Regions from separate parts of the Homo sapiens genome. Here all the other regions are linked to region 3. The links are chromatin loops, found by intact Hi-C in ENCODE. Cell type or tissue: OCI-LY7. All regions are shown on one strand. Region 1 overlaps MACROD2 (mono-ADP ribosylhydrolase 2). Region 2 overlaps MACROD2 (mono-ADP ribosylhydrolase 2). Region 3 overlaps MACROD2 (mono-ADP ribosylhydrolase 2).

The links. Hi-C counts contacts between places; a loop is a spot of excess contacts. Peaks named below come from ENCODE experiments on the same cell type or tissue, not always from the same donor. Only the 100,000 strongest peaks of a DNase experiment are listed, where the experiment ranks them.
Region 1: it touches region 3 in a loop (4-fold over the local background); 1 of 110 quality-filtered maps calls a loop at or near these places.
Region 2: it touches region 3 in a loop (6-fold over the local background); 1 of 110 quality-filtered maps calls a loop at or near these places.

What each region holds. Positions count from the first base shown.
Region 1 is chr20:15,856,284-15,858,783 of GRCh38, reverse strand. All of the region lies in intron 8 of MACROD2 (mono-ADP ribosylhydrolase 2), which reads right to left. Among named protein-coding and RNA genes, the nearest start is that of KIF16B, 720 kb to the left of the region's middle. In OCI-LY7, no CTCF peak of the experiment used is centred here; DNase peaks (open chromatin) are centred at 1,213 and 1,483; H3K4me3 peaks cover 1,213 bases; H3K27ac peaks cover 2,484 bases.
Region 2 is chr20:15,842,010-15,844,509 of GRCh38, reverse strand. The region is part of intron 8 of MACROD2 (mono-ADP ribosylhydrolase 2); the gene reads right to left. Among named protein-coding and RNA genes, the nearest start is that of KIF16B, 730 kb to the left of the region's middle. In OCI-LY7, a CTCF peak has its summit at 1,449 (motif pointing left); a DNase peak (open chromatin) is centred at 1,449.
Region 3 is chr20:16,043,275-16,045,774 of GRCh38, reverse strand. MACROD2 (mono-ADP ribosylhydrolase 2) reads right to left here. Exons shown (of 18, transcript NM_001351661.2): 17 at 1,136-1,204. Among named protein-coding and RNA genes, the nearest start is that of KIF16B, 530 kb to the left of the region's middle. In OCI-LY7, CTCF peaks have their summits at 922 and 1,137; no DNase peak of the experiment used is centred here; H3K27ac peaks cover 2,164 bases.

The sequences.
Region 1 (2,500 bases), 190 kb after region 3:
AGCCTCGCTCTTGTACCCAACCACCATGCCATGAGGAAGCAGAGAGACAATATGGATCCAACTACCCTCACTGAAAGTAGGTAGACTTTAGATTATTTCAACTCCAGGCCTTTGAGCCATCCCAGCTAATGTCACACCAGCGGGAAACAGGTCAATCCTGCTAAATGCTGATTTCAAATTCATGAGCTAACCATCAAAATACATAACTAGAAATCTGATATTCTTCCAGCTTCTCCCTGTAACTGTTTTTCCAGAGTCTCTTGTTTTTCCAGCTATGTAGTACTTGACTCCTACTGAAAAGCCCAGACTGAATAAGTAAAAAAGAAGTCACAGTGGGTGAGGAGAAAGTCTAATTGTTATATGGCTGAGAGATTGGAAATCTGACTTGTACAAAGGAAAAAGGGCCCATATGCCCCATACTAGCCCCAGATAAATTTCATGAGAACCTATAAGAATGCCTCGCTATTGAGGCCCAGGAGCATTGTTTCATTTTTTTTTAAATGTTAGGCAGTAAAATAATTTTGTGAAATAGTGGTTCTTGAGAGATTGTATTCATTCATTTATTCATCAGATATAAAGTGATCATTTCCAATTTGTTGGGCCTAGCCTATATGCCATTCACTTATAGAAAACATGAGTCCAGGAATCGAGTGATTTTTTTTTTCCCAAGGCCCAAGCAATCAATTAAGGCAAAAACTCAGGTGTCTTCTTTTTTAGAATTTATTTTTAATGTTTTAAATACATTAGAGATGGAGTCTTGCTATGTTGCCAGGATGGACTCAAATTTCTAGGGTCAAGCAAACCTCTTGAGTGGCTTGGACTATACAAAGACAGTGCATGAACCTCACATCCAGAGATTGTTTGTTTGTTTTTTCTGTGATATCACCTAGAGACACACACACAGAATTGAGTTTCTAGGCCTGTCACTAGTTCTGTGACATCGGACAAGCCATCATCTCTCCTCACCCTAGTTTTTACATCTTTCTCAAGAAAAGATGGAATTATCTCATCTCTATAGTTTTTTTCTTTCTTTCTTTCTATGCCTCTGTTACAGTCTATGTCAAAAGTTAGTTAAGCTGAAGTTGCATTTCTCTGAATGGTTCTGGGTTAGGGCTGGCCACAGAGAAATTTCCATGAGATTTGTAGGGCAGAAGTGCAGTCAGAGACTTTGTGCCAGGAAGGTGGGTGCAGGGCTTGGGCGATCATGCATGCTGTTGCTTATCACATGGGTGTGGAGTAGCAGCTGGCCCCACAGCTTCTCCAGTTCTTGATGGTTCTTCTGCCACATGTTCTTGGAGCTGGGCTGGGCCCACATGAAGTTCTGCAGCAAGAGCACTGGATCCTTCGGCAGGACATCACAGCTTTGGGGTTCCAATCAGTGAGAGACAGATATATGGGCCTGTGGATCTCTGTGGATTCCAGTTTTCCCTTGTGACTTTCATTTGTCTTTGTTCTCTCCCGCTTTGCATGCAGCTTTCCTACTTCCTCTTTTATCATCTGCCCTGCTGACATACTTCTGGCCCTGTCCAGATGGACAGGCAAGGGACTTCCATAGACATCTTCACCAGCTCCATTCCATGGGCCCCGGTTAGAAGCTTTTCTATTCAGTCAATCATCCCCTTGTGGAATGTTACTTTCCCAGTTTCTCCCACAATTGTATAAGATCTAATCCCTGCAATAAATCCATTAACCCATATCATTCAAGGATTCTGCTTATCTGACTTAACTCCAGCTGATGTAATCTTCAATATCATTTCAGTGAATATTATGTAGAGAAGAGCAATGAAGTACAAAGAATAACAATGTTCTTTGTTACAGGTGTGCAATCTGTCAAGGCTTCTCAAATTCCAATTACTTCTTTTTCGATGAACTTTTGTTGGTCCCGGCCCATCTTCTTGGTTAACTTCCTAAAGTTTCCATCCCCGCTTGTAATTAAAGCAACTTTGTATATTTAAAATAATTTGCTCTTTTATGAACAAGCTGTCAATAAACTCAGATGATTCCCTAGTCTAAAATGTAATAGAAAATAATACAAAAAACAACATTAATATTTTTAGAACTAACAATCTGACAGTTCACTTTATGTCTTAAACTGGAACCTCATGAAGAATCAGGTGGCACTCATCTTTGCATCACCAGTGCATAGCATAGGTCCTGACACATAATAGGAGCTCTGTAAATATCCACAGAGTATATGTTTAGACAAACAGATTTGACTAAAATGTAGGTATGTGGCAGATAGTTTTCAAGGGTACTTAGTTCTAGAACCAAAAACATAAGATATTTCGGAGGACTTTCCTTTAAGTTTGCCAGAAGAGCTGAGAACAGAAATACAGAGAAACCTAGATGGTTTTGCAAAGCACTCTATAAAAAAGAAAAACAAAAGCACTATATAAAGGGCATGAGGCATTATTGTCACCAACTGACATCTTATCCAATGATACTATGTTGAGTACAATGGCTCTTCAGCCCAGTTTTCATATAGAGTGCTTAATCGTTT
Region 2 (2,500 bases), 200 kb after region 3:
CAGTTTTCATGTCCGTAAAAATGGGGCTTACATGTTCAATTACCTCACTAGGCTATCTGGGGGAGTAAATGAATTAATGTCTGCATTGTGTTGAGCACACAGCAAATGCTCACTAAATGATAGCAGTTACCGGGACCCAGGGGAAGAAAGGATGTTTGATAGGTTGATGATGACATTTTATGTGTTCGTCATTTCCCACCTGGATTATAAGCTTCCTGACTGCAGGGAGTTCATAATTATATTACCATAGCATCTCTCATAACTCTTGGCAGACCTGCTCCTCCTAGGGAATTTGTATAATGTCACCAAATGCAGTCCTAGTCAGTTGATTCATTGAGTGATTCTGTCAGTCCCTTTATTGGCAACAGCAGCAAAACATTTACATGTTCTAGGTTTCTGCTCCTATTCACAGTTTTCTCTTTAAGAAATGTACATTTTTGCTACTCATATATGTGCAGGCATGCTAGATGTTTGGCAAGAGAGAATACTACAGTGAGGTGGGTTGTAAGGGGTAGGATTGAGATTATCCATATAAGGCAATAGTAGGGATGAGTGATTGTGAAAGAGGATGCTTCATATTCCTGACTTTAAAACCATGAAAAAACAACCATTACTGATGTCCAACTTACAAAGGTTACAGCATGATTTGTCATAAAAATTCAGGAGTGTCAGGGAGCAATGCAAATTGCAGATGTTAATTACACGTTTCTCATTTTCCTGGAGTGGTTGGACTTTCCTCTCAGTTGCAGCTTTCTGATCATGCACATAATGCTCTGTTACTTTTGCTTTGATGTAATTATTATGATATTGATTTTTTAAATGGGCCCATGGTAGAAATTCTACACATATGCCAAAAAAAATTCTACCATGACTTTTACATTTGCACTTCAGAAATTATCCTAAATACTCTGCTGGATCCTTGAAGTTAATCGATTTGCAGCTAGTTAGTTTGGTCCACAAGACCAAAATACCTCCTGCATAAATTCACTTAAGTATCAGTTATTGTGAACAGGCCTATTTATTTAGCAGAAGTCACTTTATTATGCTGTTTCAAAAGCAAAAGCACTGGAGGGAAAATATCACATAGAATTAACATAACTGTCAACACACGAACATGAACTGGTATAAACCATCCACATGAAAAATGTCACTCTGCTCACAGTGCACATTTACAAAAAGCGGTAGTCACACTTTACCTAAATAACAAAGTAGAGTCAACTTCCAGGAATGAGCTCCTGCCTTCTTTGAACTTGTTCTAACCCAGTCAGTTAATAAGAATAGGGAAATGGTGATGATAAATGCATATAATAACAAGGCCACTTGGCATCAGCATGCAACTCTGTTTCATTGTCAAAGTGTTTTTCATGTTGATTACCTCATTTAAGTCACTATTACACTCATAGTGTCCAGAGTGGAGGTGAGTGTGGTACAGCAAGGTTAAGTGGTGAGCTCAGTGCCACCAAGTGGTGAGGAAAAGGGTCGTGACTGAAATCTAGTCTACTGTTTCCTGTCTCTTTTCTAGGTGCCTACTCTACTAAATAATTCTGCATAAAAATTTAGTTTATCACTAGTCAAATTATTTTGGGCAGTGGATCTTGATATAAAAAGTTAATCACCTAGCTTATCAACTAAAGCCAGATGTTGACTTCTTGAGAGACGACACAACCCCCCAGGGCAAAGGAGGTAAAGTGTTACGTGCCTTATAGCTGTGGTATATGCACTGTGTCCAAACCACTTACAATTCAGATTTGTCTGTCTATTTCTCTATCTATCTATCTATCTATCTATCTATCTATCCATCCACCCACCCCCCATCCAACCATCTATCCGTACATCCATCTTTCTAATCCAAGCATCAAAAATGAGTAACAGTAGAATTTAAAACAAATTATTTGTGATGTTCAAATAGCAATGCAACCAACATGATGCTTTTTGTGGTTTCTGATATTCCCATTAATGTGATAAGCAAGGGAACTGGAGAAGAAGCAAATTAACATTAGCCAATTTCTTTGGTGTCTTACAGAGGCAAAAAAAAAAAAAAGATGAAAAAAAGGATGAAAGGTCTCGGGATTTTTGGCTCATTGGTTCTGGGTCCTGACTGCAAATACATCATAGAGCCACTAAGAACCTCTGTTTTCTCATCTTTGAAATAAATGGGCGTAATATGAAGTTTCTGTGGCCTATTATTCTCACATTCTGGATGCTGTCCCTTTCCCAACAGCTCCATCAGTGTATATCCTAGGGACCCCAAAGACGTGGCATGCACCTGTAGGTCCAGCTCCACCGGCATTGGGAAGTCACAAAGCCTACCCTGACAGTAGGTGGTCCTTAATACTAAGAAATAGGGTCAAGAAAGAGTTAAATGTTGCCTTGTGTCACTCTCTTGCTGGATTGTGCTGCTATGGCCCCAGGAATAGAGTCTTGCATCAGACTCCTCACCTCATGGACTCTTCTCTTGGGACCATAGTGTCTAGTGTCTTTTCAACCTCCTCTTCCAACC
Region 3 (2,500 bases):
TGCAGGGTGAGCTAACTACGGCAGGAATTTACTTTATAGTTCAACTTTAAAGCAAAGATGACAATAGTTCCTTCCCAAAACTAACCACCGAAGAGATAAAGACAGTATGCACACAAGTAACAACATTATGTTAAAGATTTATAGGAGCAATGTGACCTGACCAAGGGCAAAGACGTTTCACAACTCCCCCTTGAACCCTTGCTGCAGTCCAGATGTCTGTCACCTCTTGATCTCAACCACCTCTCTGTTCCTTTTCCTCAAAGAGAAAAGGAGCCTAAAATTCTATAAATTTAGGGTGATTCTTTAGGACATTAATTTGCCATCTTCTTGGTTTGCTGGCTCTTGGAATAAAGTCATTTTCCTTGCCTCAACACGTTGTCTCTTGATGTATTGGCTGCCATGAAGCAAGCAGTACTGGCTTTGGACTCAGTTACACTCATCATTCTAAATATATTTTAGTCTCTACTGAGAGATTTAGAATGTTGGTCTGGAAAAACTCCTAAACATGATCTGGACCAGGCTTTTTATTTTCCTGGGAGTTCCCTGAAGCTCATTCAACGTAACAAACCCAGGCTTTTTATTTTCCTGGGAGTTCCCTGAAGCTCATTCAACATAACAAACCTTTGTGCAGACGCACGGGTCCACAGGTAGTGGTGTGAAAAAAACAGGACCTAAGGCAGGCTTGTTTCTGTCCAAACACACTCATATTCCTTTATACAAACTCCAGGGCAAAGATTGAGTGTTATGCTTAAAGACAGATATACCAAGCAACTCAGCAGGTAGCTTCTAGAAAAGCAATGCTTCAGAATCAGCTTGGAGTTTCTGAAATAATTTGACCACTCCAGGAGGCCAGGGGGTGAGATGGATGGAGACATTTTTTACTTGTCAAAGCACAGAAAACCAGGGTATACATGATTTGAATGTGCTGTAGCTCATCTTTTCCTCTTCAAGATGGCAAGCTTCTAGGGGTGATCGTTTCCCCTTACGCTGTGTTATTTGGTTTAAAGATTTTCAAGGTTTATCCCAAGCCATGCTGTGGGGACTTGGCAAAACCAAGGGAAATCCAGTATGTCATTTGCAAATAGTTCTTATGGCTGGTTGATCATTGAAAATCTCACCACAAGGGGCATCTTACCTATTAGTTGATCTTCTTGTTGACTCTCTGTTGGGTCATTTACCTTGTCAACCTGACTATTCATTTCAACTGTCACCAGAAAAAAAAAAAAAGTTAAATATTCATTAAACCTAAATCTCTGAGACACATTAAAATGACCCATGATTTGATACTTTCCTGATTTCCTATTTGATGCCTCTTTTCCATTTGTTTTCATTCATTCAAGATTTGGGGACTATTCTTGTAGATTTTTACTGGTGGGGGTAGAGGATATACCTCAGACGCCCCCTTCAAATCTTATGTTGAAATGTAATCCCTAATGTTGGAGGTGGGGCCTGGTGAGAGGTGATTGGATTGCAGGGATGTATCCTTCATGAATGGTTTAGTGCCATCTTCTTAGTGATGAGTGAGCTCATATGAGATCTGGTTGTTTAAAAGTGTGTGACACGTTGCTTCTAGTCTTGCTTCTAGTCTGGCCATGTGAGTTGCATACTCCCCCTTCCTCTCCCGCCATGATTGTAAGCTTCCTGAGTTCCTCATCAGAAGCAGATGCTGGCACCCTGCTTCCTGTAAAGCCTGCAGAACCATGAGACAAACCTCTTTTCTTTCTAAATTATCCAGTCTTGGGTATTTCTTTATAGCAACACAAAAAAGGCCTAACCCATTGTGGGAGGGCAGGATTGCCTCTTCCCTCAACTGAAACTGAGTCGTCACTTCAGACCAGATTTTTGGGTTGACAGTTTGGATGTACATATTATGATTCTTGGATAAATGCAAAGGCTTTAATAGATATCTAAGAAAATAAAGAGAGAAGGCAAAGCAAAGCACATCACTGACATGCAGAGAGGTAAGCAGCTTGCTCCAAAATGTCAATATCAGGCCTGTTTGGTTTGCCATACTTTCAATTTCGAATTCAAAACAGACCTTGTAGACTTGCCGACGGCTGCTGTAGTGGCAGTGAGCGGCCATGAAATTAAAAAGCCGACCATCTAACCAGATCCCGTAGTTGTGATAAAACGTGTGCTTTTACCTGACTCAGTGTATTCTATGTGAGCATTTGAATAAAAATAGAATGCATGATTACTGCCATTCTCCAGAAGTAACCCAGAGCAGGCATAGCACTCACTCTAAATTTTCCAAGGGTCAGTAGGTTTAATTAGATTGATATTTTCTCAAGCATCAAAGTCCACATTATAAGCTGAGAAAATCAGTATACAAATAGACAATGGCCAGATCATATATAATGATAGAATTCTGATGTAAAACCTCTGCAGAAGCTAGCCTAGGCAACCAAAACACAGTCTCTGCAGCAATTGACTCAGAATGGTCAGGACTTGGTCAGTGACTGTCAGCGTCCCTATTTTTTACCTCTGCTTCCAACTTGGG